Regions from separate parts of the Homo sapiens genome. Here region 1 is linked to region 2. A link is a loop called in an ENCODE intact Hi-C map of the cell type or tissue named here. Cell type or tissue: endothelial cell of umbilical vein. All regions are shown on one strand. Each heading gives the region's core, and the rest is flanking DNA. Links, peaks and the distances in the headings are about the cores only. Region 1 has its middle 56 kb from the start of LINC01621. Region 2 has its middle 34 kb from the start of LCA5.

Evidence for each region. Peaks named below come from ENCODE experiments on the same cell type or tissue, not always from the same donor. Only the 100,000 strongest peaks of a DNase experiment are listed, where the experiment ranks them.
Region 1: it touches region 2 in a loop (3-fold over the local background); 1 of 110 quality-filtered maps calls a loop at or near these places.

What each region holds. Positions count from the first base shown.
Region 1 is chr6:79,753,691-79,759,082 of GRCh38, reverse strand. No RefSeq gene overlaps it. Among named protein-coding and RNA genes, the nearest start is that of LINC01621, 56 kb to the left of the region's middle. In endothelial cell of umbilical vein, for the core only: no CTCF peak of the experiment used is centred there; a DNase peak (open chromatin) is centred at 2,902; H3K27ac peaks cover 1,268 bases.
Region 2 is chr6:79,568,731-79,574,122 of GRCh38, reverse strand. It overlaps a transcript of SH3BGRL2 not described here. Among named protein-coding and RNA genes, the nearest start is that of LCA5, 34 kb to the right of the region's middle. In endothelial cell of umbilical vein, for the core only: a CTCF peak has its summit at 3,188; DNase peaks (open chromatin) are centred at 3,192 and 3,812; H3K27ac peaks cover 407 bases.

The DNA of each region.
Region 1 (5,392 bases), core at 67-5,066, 190 kb before region 2:
TTGTAATAAAATAGTTAATCTAAGGTACAAAAGTTTTATCCTGTTCCTGTGGCAAGGGATGTGAATACATTATGGCAGGTTATATAGGTTAAATGCTTTTTCCCTGACAACACACCATGTTGCCCAGGTGAAATGGGACTGTGCAGTACACGGTGCATTATGATGAAAGCAATGCAATTTTGGAGAAATTATAGGTTCTAAGGGGTGGGGATGGGGCAAGAGATTACACAGAGGGGGCCCACTAACTGAGCTTAGTAAAACTGAAGGAAATCTCTCTGCTAGGGATGCAATTAAGAGGGATGGAGAAGATGACCAACAGGGCCACACATTACATGTACAGAGGAAACACATTGTAATGGGAGTGAATAGATCTGATTTCAAGGACTGGTTTAGTCACTAACAATCATGAGTTTGGCTAATTTGCTTAACTCTCTCATTTTAGTTTTTTAGTTTTTTCCCTCAATAGAATGAGATACAAATTTCTCATTTACTCATTCATTCGTTCATTCAGTAAATGTTTACTGAAGCTCTAGTAGGTGCCAGGCATGCTAGGCACTGTATTAGGTGCTGGCAATATAAAGAGGAACAAGGTGGAGTCCATCCCTCATGGAATTCTCCACCTTGTACTACTGGAGGCTGGCTGTCATTCTGAGTCTAGCCACCAAAGGCTAGAAATAGGCACAGAGCCAACCAACAGACGCTGGTGAGTTCTGAGAACTTCCCTGGGCAGATTTGATGTTGTTACAGCAGAGGCCAGATGATGGAGAAGAGAATAGTTACTCCATGGGTCTCAGCAGGAGTCCTGGGATGAAAACAGAAAAGATTCCCCTTTTTCTTGAAACTGTGGGAACTTGGCTTCAACTGAGGAGAAACAGATGAATTAGAACTATGGCCAGAAGAAGGATATAACATGAGTGACAGAGAAGGGGATATTTGATTTTTTTAAAAACTTAAATCAAGATAAATGAGGATATGAAATTTATTATATATCAGAAGTTCATACTTGAAATCTCTTTAATTTTTTAAAGTGTGTGAACTTCAAAATGGCCAACCGCCATCTCATGGAAGATGGATAAAATGGGGATGATAATAGCTACTTCACAGGAATGTCATAAAAAAAGAATAAATTTTAAAACCTGTTAATACGTGATATAAACTTATGAAGGACTTTATTGTTTTTATTATTATTATTTTGTTTTTTATTATTATTTTATTATTTTATTTGGAGTTCTATTAATATAAGATATAGATAATATTCTTTCTAGAAGTTGTTTCATTCCCTGGGTTCGTGAAAAGACAGTCCAATTGGCCCTATCTATCTCAAGTCTCATTTCCACCTTAAATTCTTACGTATTTCTAAAGACTGTCATTTCTAGAGGCTGCATTATGTGACCTAGTTCAGCAGGGGCCTGGTAACACTTACGGAAATATGACAAAATGCAGGAGGGGAATTCAGTTGGGCATTTAAGTCAGAAACACACAAACGTACCCCAGAACCTTATAAGTCCTTATAGGGTTTGGCCTGTGAGGCAAACGTGAAATTTGTTTTCCTTGGATCCTCTTCTATTATTCCTAATTATAGCACATGTATTTTCATTAGCATCTGAAATATTAAAAACCATGTTCAATGCCTTCTAAGTTAATAATGACTATGGTAAAATTTGTGTAGTATCTCTTTTTAAAAATATATTTACACCATTCTACCAAAAAGACAAATGCACCTGTATGTTCATGGAAGCACTATACATAATAGCAAAAACATAGAATCAGCTTAGATGCCTATAAATGGGCAATTGGATAAGAAAATATGAGACATATACACCATGGAATACTACACAGCCATAAAAAAAGAATGAAATCATGCCCTTTGCAGCAACATGGATGCAACTGGAGGCTGTTATCCTAAGTGAATTAACCCAGGAACAGAAAACCAAACACTGCATGTTCTCATTTATAAGTGAGAGCTAAACATTGGGTACACATGGACATAAAGATGGGAACCATATACACTGAAGACTAAAAGAGGGAATGGCGGGGGGGAATGTTGAAAAACCACCTATTGGGTACTATGCTCACTACCTGGGTGAAGGGTTTAATCGTACCCTAAACCTCAGCATCACACAATATACCCTTGTAACAAACCAGAAAATGTACCCCTTGAATCTAAAAGTTGAGAAAAAAATGTTTACAATTTTTATCACAGAAGATACAGCATTCAATAGCTACATGTTTAGAAATAAATAGGCACATGTTTAGAAATAAATAGGCCCCGAGATAAAATACTTTTGAAATAGCATGTTTTTTTTGTTGTTGTTTCTGTAAACACAGGGAAGGAAATTTCATAGCCCAATACAATCAGTAGCCTCAAAAGATTTTCTGGTATTCTAATGACGGAATGTCTTAAGCATACATAACTCAAATTCAACAATTTCTAGTCATCATTTAAATGAGAGACTTAAGTATGTTAACAATTTAAGAGATGTTTACATAAAAAGAAATCATCTGGACTTTATAATTATCCAGTCCAAAAGAAAATTATGGGGCACTTCTCTGTATTTCCCAAAGGAAATGGAACAGAACAATTGAAAAGGAAACAAATAAAATATAATAAATATTTGGAAAACAAAAAGGGGAAATCATATCATTTGAAGAAAGACAAGTTGCCATGATTTGTGTGATAGCTTTTGGCTAATTCAAATTTTGAGAGAGAATTTTGTGCATGTGAGAGGCACACACATCTTTAGAAAAAGCTCCAAAACTCATTCCCCTTTTGAATTGTTCTCCTCTTTAACCTTAGATGATGTGGAGATAAACTCAAAGCTCAAATGTTAGGAGGAAATATCTGAAAGAAAGTCATATACCAGACCAGCACAATTCCTGGAAACGAAGGACAACTAGAGCAAAATCCAGTTAAGGAAATAACTCTTGGCCGGAAGCAGTGGCTCATGCTTATAATCTCAGTACCTGGAGAGGCTGAACTCAAAGAATGGCTTGAGGCCAGGACTTCCAGACCAGTGTGGGCAGTATAACGAGACCCCCATTTCCACACACACACACACACACACACACAGACACACACACACACACACACAGACACACACGGAAAACACTCTCTAGGTTCCCACCAAGCAGCAGAGAAGGGACAGAGGTGCATTTACTCATTTTGTAGCAAATGGAATACAGCCCAATAAAGAATTCCAACATATCCAAGTACAAAAATGAAAGTTTCTATTTTTTTCCCCCAAAATTTACTACTCTATTGACACTCCACTTAGATGCATTTTTCCAAGTAGGTAATAGATTACCTCAAACACATATCGGACTGATTCCATAACTTGTCAACTTGCTTAGTTATTAAACCAGGGTGATTGTCTTTCTTAAGAATGAATTTCTTTCACTTAAAATTTCTGTTTCTCCTTTAATTTAAAGATCTCACCTTTAATTTAAAGATCTCTTCCACAGATGAGCTTGAAGCTCCGGAGGCTTAGATGGGAGGACATGGAGGGGCTGTTGGGTCAGGGAGGATGGAAATGTCTTTATGCAGCTACACAGAGCACATTGGTTTCCCTTTTATGGTGTTAACAGAGACAACCCTGCCTCCATGGTAAAGAGGTCGCTGTCCTTATTCTTTTGTTGATATAGCTCCATTATCTAGAATTATCCCAAACAGCTTTCCTAGGCACCATGGCCCAACTCGAGGGCCTCAGTCACAGGTACACACTTGGAACTTTGGAGACAGTGCTGTCCTTTCCACCAGGATATGCCGCTATACCAACTTTCTCCCACATGGAAACACTGAAGCAGGTCATCAAGCTCAATGACTAAGTAAGCAGTCAGGAAACAAGAAACTAGTTTTCTCTTCTTATACAAGCTCACAAACCTTAAAAATGATTCTTTTGGCTAGAAAATCATTCAAGACCAGAGATGTACCAAGGGTGGTGGGAAGGGCCCACCCCTTGCAGGCAATAGGCAGCAAATTGTAGAGAATTTAAAAACAACAATAAAATTGACTATAAGTCAGTCTGCTTTTTTATCATCACCACACACTGACAATACTATGTAATGTCAGTGATAAAATACTTCTCCCTATAAATAACTTTTGTTGGTCTAAGTTCTGAATAATAACTGGTTATTGTGTGTATGTGCTTCTGATTAATAGATTTTTATTGTTATCCTTTAGTAAATATTCCATATAGAACTTAATTTGGAGAAATCTCCTTTAATCAGTTGGCTCCCAACACACAGGGATTCAGTAATTTGCATTCTTTATGATGAGTAAGTTTATAAAAAATAAAGTTTGATTTGGACATAACCATTGTGGTACTCCCTATTTCTACTTTTAAATAGTGACTCAAAATTAAATAATGATAGCACAGAGATTGGAAAGAGAAGGAAACAGAATTAGAGAACTTCCATTCTGTTATTCTATGTGGCCCCTTGGAGATTTTATTTGTGTTTCAGATGTAACAGAGTAAAGCAGTGCAAAATGTTAGGTATGGTACATCTGGTTGGTAGATGGTAATTTCAGTTTGAATATGCAGTATTTTAATGAATTTGAATAATAGCTTTAAAGAGTTGAAATATGCTTTCCTTATTAAATTGTTAACTAAAGAATGAATCAAGAAAATAAAACATTAAATCAGTGGTATCATTTAGTAATGGCAGATATTTTTAAAAGCATAATACCTAGGAATTCTTTCTGCTAGCATTCTCCATGCTTCAAACACTGACCAATGTGCAAAGTGGTCAGAGATGACCATGCTGAAGATGGTAAAGTTGAAATAAAGGAAATATTTTATTCTTGGGCTTCTTTTCTATTTCTGGAAGACTGTTGCTGAGCCTTCAGAAGAGAAGTTGAAACAACTGAATGGTGATGGGCAGACATAATCGTCTCTTGTGGTCAATGATATGACAGATACTCACAGTAGTGACAGGCACAAATCAAAGATATAATTCCCAATCTTTATGCATATCTTCTGTAAACAATTATTTGAATTTTTGCAGCGTTCACTCTCTTGGAGGCATTGCTTTACACATAGTTCTTTTGGTATTTCAGAAAACAATTTATTCATTCATTTAATTCTTACCTCATTGATGTGAAACACTGCAGAATGTGCCTGACAATGAAATAGACCTTCCCAGAGTAAATGGGATGCTCATTATAAAGCTGCACAGTCCAAGTAAGTATGAAAAGTTAATTTTGATCTTCAAATACTATACAATCCAAAAAAAATGTGGACCCAAGAGGATTAGTTTAAAATTCTTCTCTGTTGCATGCAATTGTTTTTTCTGCGTTACCTTTCTTAGTTTGAAGTTTTAGATGAGGCTAAGATCCCGCAATATTTACAGGCAGCCCAAATCAGTCTTGAACAATGTACAGTGAAACCAACAA
Region 2 (5,392 bases), core at 221-5,220:
GTGCTCTGCAAGCATGAATAAACTTGTTTTTCTCCTCTTAATCTGCTTTTTGTTAGCGGTGTTCTAGCTAAGAACTATAAGGGGCTCAGGAGAAAAATTATTTTTCCTACTCAACAACAGCAATAGCTGACCCAAACAGACACACATAGAATCTTGTACCTAGTAATTAGAGAATTCAAGAGGAAATACACAAATAAAACATACAAAGGGTGCAAATGAAGAATTGAAACTGTGTTATTTGCAAAAAATTAATTTCCACAGAGAAAACCCAAAAGAAACTAATGACAAATTGTTAAACATAGTAATACATTCAGCAAGTTTAAATGTATGAAAATCAATTGCATTCCTCTACATCAGCAATAGTTATACAATATAATTTTTAAAGTAACATTTAAAAACAAAAATAAGGTATCAAAAATTTACCAATAGTTGTGCAGACTTTAAGAAAAATTTATAAGCCTTTATTGATACTTTAAAAGAGACCTACTAATATATCATGTATGTGGATACAAATACTCGGAACATAAAGATATCAATTTTCCTTCAAATTCATCACAATTCCAGATTCCACCAAGTTTTTGTTTTGTTTTGTGGACTTTAACAAAGAAGGAGTCATTAGAATCCTTCCAAAGAAATGAGAGAACATAGGGCAAAAATAACCAGGTCACTCTTGAAGAAAAACTACAAAGTGGGACCTCATCCTGATATTAAGACTTAATAATAAAAATATTATAATTACAATAGTGTGGTATTAGCAAAAGAATAGGGAAAAGAGAACAGTGGAAGGAACAAAGAATCCAGAAACAGATCCAGGCCCGTATGGAAACTTGAGATTTAACATCAGTGGCATTGCAGATCAGTAGGGAAAGATAAACCATTTAATAAATACTGCTGAGATGATGGGTATCTATACAGAGGGAAAAATAAAATTGGATTTCTACCTCACATGATGTACAAAATCTGCCTCAAGTAAAGACCAACATATACAAAGTAAAATCTTCAAACTTTTGGAATAAAGTATAGAAGAATATTTTTGTGCTTTCAGAGTTGGGAAAGATTTTGATATCAATAAATAGAAAATGAAACCTTTAAGGAAAAGATTATGAATCAATTAGACCACATTAACATTTAAAATGTCTGTGCATCTAAAGACACCATTTTAAAAAGTGAGAGAAGACAAACCACTAACTAGAGAAGACATTTGCAATGCATATTGGCAACAAATATTTAGCATAGAGTATGTGTACATATATATAAAATGTCTACAAATCCCTACCAAAAAATCAAATAGCAATTAACATGAACACACATGAAAATGCTCAATCTCACTAGTAATAGAATAATTGTAAATAAAAATAGGCCAGGCGCAGTGGCTCACGCCTGTAATCCCAGCACTTTTGGAGGCCAAGGCGGGCGGATCACGAGGTCAGGAGATCGAGACCATCCTGGCTAACACAGTGAAACCCCATCTCTGCTGAAAATACAAAAAATTAGCCGGGCGTGGTGGCGGGCGCCTGTACTCCCAGCTCCTCGGGAGCCTGAGGCAGGAGAATGGCGTGAACCCGGCAAGCAGAGCTTGCAGTGAGCTGAGATCACGCCACTGCACTCCAGCCTGGGCGACAGAGTGAGACTATGTCTCAAAATAAATAAATAAATAAAATAAAATAAAATAAAATAAAAATAGATGCCATTTTATACCCATAAAATTGGTAGAAATGTAATCTCATGATACCAAGAGTTGGAAAGAATTTGGAGCAGTGGGAAATTTAATATATTTGTGAGACTGTAAATAAATTGATATTACTACTTTGAAGAGCATGCTTTACATATTACGTGCACGAAGATATCATATGTGTATACAACGATATCATCAGGTACATTAATGAAATCTAAACATCTATCAACATAATGAGGAAATAAATTGTAGTGTAATCATACAGCAGAAAAAATGAGTTAATACTAAATGCAATGTGGTATTCTGGATTGAACTCTGGAACAGAAAAAGGACACTAGTGGAAAAACTGGTGATATCCAAATAAAGTTTGTGGTTTAGGTAATTAAAACATACCAATGTGAATTTCTTAGTATGGACAAATGTACCATTGTTGTGTAGGATATTAAAATTAGAAGAGGTTGGGGGAATGGTGTATGGAAATTCTCTGTATTCTGCAACTTTTCTGAAAGTCTAAAATTATTCCAAAAAAAGAGTTTATTTTTTAAAAAATGAATAGAGCTTCTTAGATCATTATGGGTAAACCTCACAAACATAATGCTGAGAAAATAAGAAATTGCAGAACACACATATAGTATGTAACCAAGTATATAAGTTTAGAAGTATTGATACATTATGTTTTATTTAATGATATATATGTATATAGTACAATTTTATACATATACTTAAATCATAAACACCAAATTAACTATGCCATGAAGGTAAAGGGACTTGGCTGTGATCAAAGGGTGTTACCAATAGATTTTAAGTTTTTGCAGTGTTTAATTTCTTAGGTTGGGTGATGGATATGTTAATTAATTTGGCTGTGGTAATCATTTTACAGTGTGCATGTATATCCAATCATCATGTTGTACACCTTGAATATATACAATTTCTATTTGCCAATTATACCTCAATAAAGCTGGGAAAAAAACCTAGTAAGTCTGTCTAGGTTATTTGTCAGTGGTGACAAACAAAGCAAAGCAGAACAAAACAAAACCAGAAAAAAGTGATTTTGACTTCTTACAGGTTCTGTGTTTATAATCTAATAAAAGCAAGTCATCTTAAAAATAATCCTGATTATTTCTTTTACAATGTAAGATGGTTTTACTATGTGTAAATAGATAAACAAGTGGCAATGTCCTTATAAGGAGAAAGGAGAGACGTTCATTCAGGAGAATGTGCTAAGGTTAGGGACAGTTCTCTACCATACACACTGCCTTGTAGAAACTCCATCAGAGACAGAATACCAGCATTAATGCGCTTTCATTCTTGATTACAGAACAAAGCTCTTTTAAGGTTTATTCTTAACTAACAAAGCATCTTTTTTATATCCAGCTGTTTCCTATGCTGGAGAAACAACAATAACAACAAACAGGTTAGTTCTATAAAATGCAATTATGTAATTTTTGGAGGGCTTCGATGTATTTTCAATTTGTTCTTCCATTTGTTGCCACCAGTACTGAGGCTCCACCTAGGGCCCTTTTCTATAATTACATTCATATTCGTTAAAGCTAATCTCCTTTATGATAGCAATATGTAAAGCAGTTATGCAAATAAAACAGAGTGCTTGAGTTTTTGTTTTTTTCCCTGAATCTAATATATGAAAATTAGATTTGCTCACTCCCAGGAACTGACCCACTGCTAAGGCAGTGAACCACCATGGGTTCTTGCCAGGCAAGGAGGTGGTTAACATCTTATCTCTAGCCTTGGAACATTGCCTTCAGGAATGCAGCCAGGTTACTTTTGAAACAGGTGGTCCCAGTTCTGGCAGGGTTGGTAAAGTGGAGAAACAATTACCTTCTTGTGAATCACAAGGACAGATAGAGGAGGCTTAAATCAGATGGAGGCAGAGAAAGATCACAGGGCAGACCTAAAGAATTTGCTTTAGAAGTTACAACATGACATTTACAATTGTGGTTGTCTTCTTTACCTTTTATATTTCTGTGAGTTGAGTTTTCAGTATTTTACTCCTAGTCCAATGTGCAATTTGTTTTTTGATTCCCTATCTTTCCAGCAGTGAGTAATGCAAAATGATTTGAGCTAGCACTCCAGAGTGTTTTGCCTCACACCTGCCATCTGCCTGCTTAGTCACCGTGCAACCATCCTTGCCCTAGATGATGATTTTTATTTGATATAAGAATTGGCAGGCAACAGTTGTTGTGTTAGGAGATTTCTGGATTCCCAGTTTTCTTTATTCTTGTAATGATAGCAGCATGGCACATTAATGTTTCAGATATTCACTTGGCTTTTCCTTGTAACTACCATATGTTCTTAAAGATATTTAGTGTGGGGAGAGTTGTGAAAAAGGAAGGGGAAATGGATTATTTTTAATGTTATTTAAAAATTGTAGACATGAAAACCATTGCTACTCAGCACAAAGCAAAGTAGAAATCTCTCAATTTATCCGTAATCTCAGCCCTCAATTTCAGCAAAACTATCCTTTCTGCGTGTTCCCATTGACAGTCTTACTCTATACAGTTTGGGTGTAAATTCTCTACAAAGGAAGATACAGGTATAAAGACAGAATTCCCTTTACAGACAGTAATTGGAACCAAGCAGACACTGTGATTAAAGAGACTACTGTAGGTATGCATTCGGACAAGTTAGGCAAAGAAACCCACTTTAGAATTAGGATACAAACCAGAAGAAGGTTATTTAGCTTAATACATATGTAAACCAAAAATAAAATTCTAAGCACCCCCCTGACCCAAGGGCATTCCAAAGTTAACCTGAAAAAAGTTGTTGGCCTGAAAAAGTTCAGGCCAAGACAGGATGGGAACGTTGGACATGCCTCATTTTACCCTTCCGCCTTTGGAATTCAGGCACAATTGACCAGCATTAACATTAACACAGAGACCTTAAGACTAACAAAACAGACTCTTAACATAACCGATAGCAGGCCCTGAAAGAAATCAAAGTATTTTACCCCAAAATATATTTCTTTGAAATGCCCTTGCAAAGCTGTCTCTTGGGAGAATCTCTTTCCCTTACCAGGTCTTTTTCCTGACCCAGGAGAGAATTAACTAAGAGTCTGGCACCTTTTTAAGTCTGATAAGAAACATTTACAATCTATTCTCTCTGAAGCCTGCTACCTGGATAAGAATAAGAACCTTGTTCTCCACAACTGCATATCTTAACCCAGACACTCCCTTCTATTCATTCCAGGTCTTTAGGTAATAACTCTTTCAACCAATTGCCAATCAGAAATTCTTTGAATTGACTTATGACCTTGAACTATCCACCCCAAGCTTCAATTTGTCCCACCTTTCTGGACAGAACCAATGTATATCGTACATCTTACAATGTACATCGTACATGTATTGATTGATGTCTTAATTCTCCCTAAAATGCATAAAACCAAGCTGTAGCTGGACCACCTTGGGCACATGTTCTCAGAATCTCTTGGGCTGTGTCACAGGCCATGCTTACTCATATTTGGCTTAGAATAAATCTCTTCCAATATTCTACAGTTTGACTCTTTCCATTGACACATATTATGCATAGTAACAAAAAAATTCATTTTTAATTATTTCATACATACTAAGAATATAAAATAAGTATGTACAATATAGATAAGAAAAATAAAATAAGCCTGCTCCCACCTACCACTGAGCTTAAGAATGAAAACTCTTACCACAATAAAATTCCTACTACAGAAAATTAAAAAGTTAGTTTAAA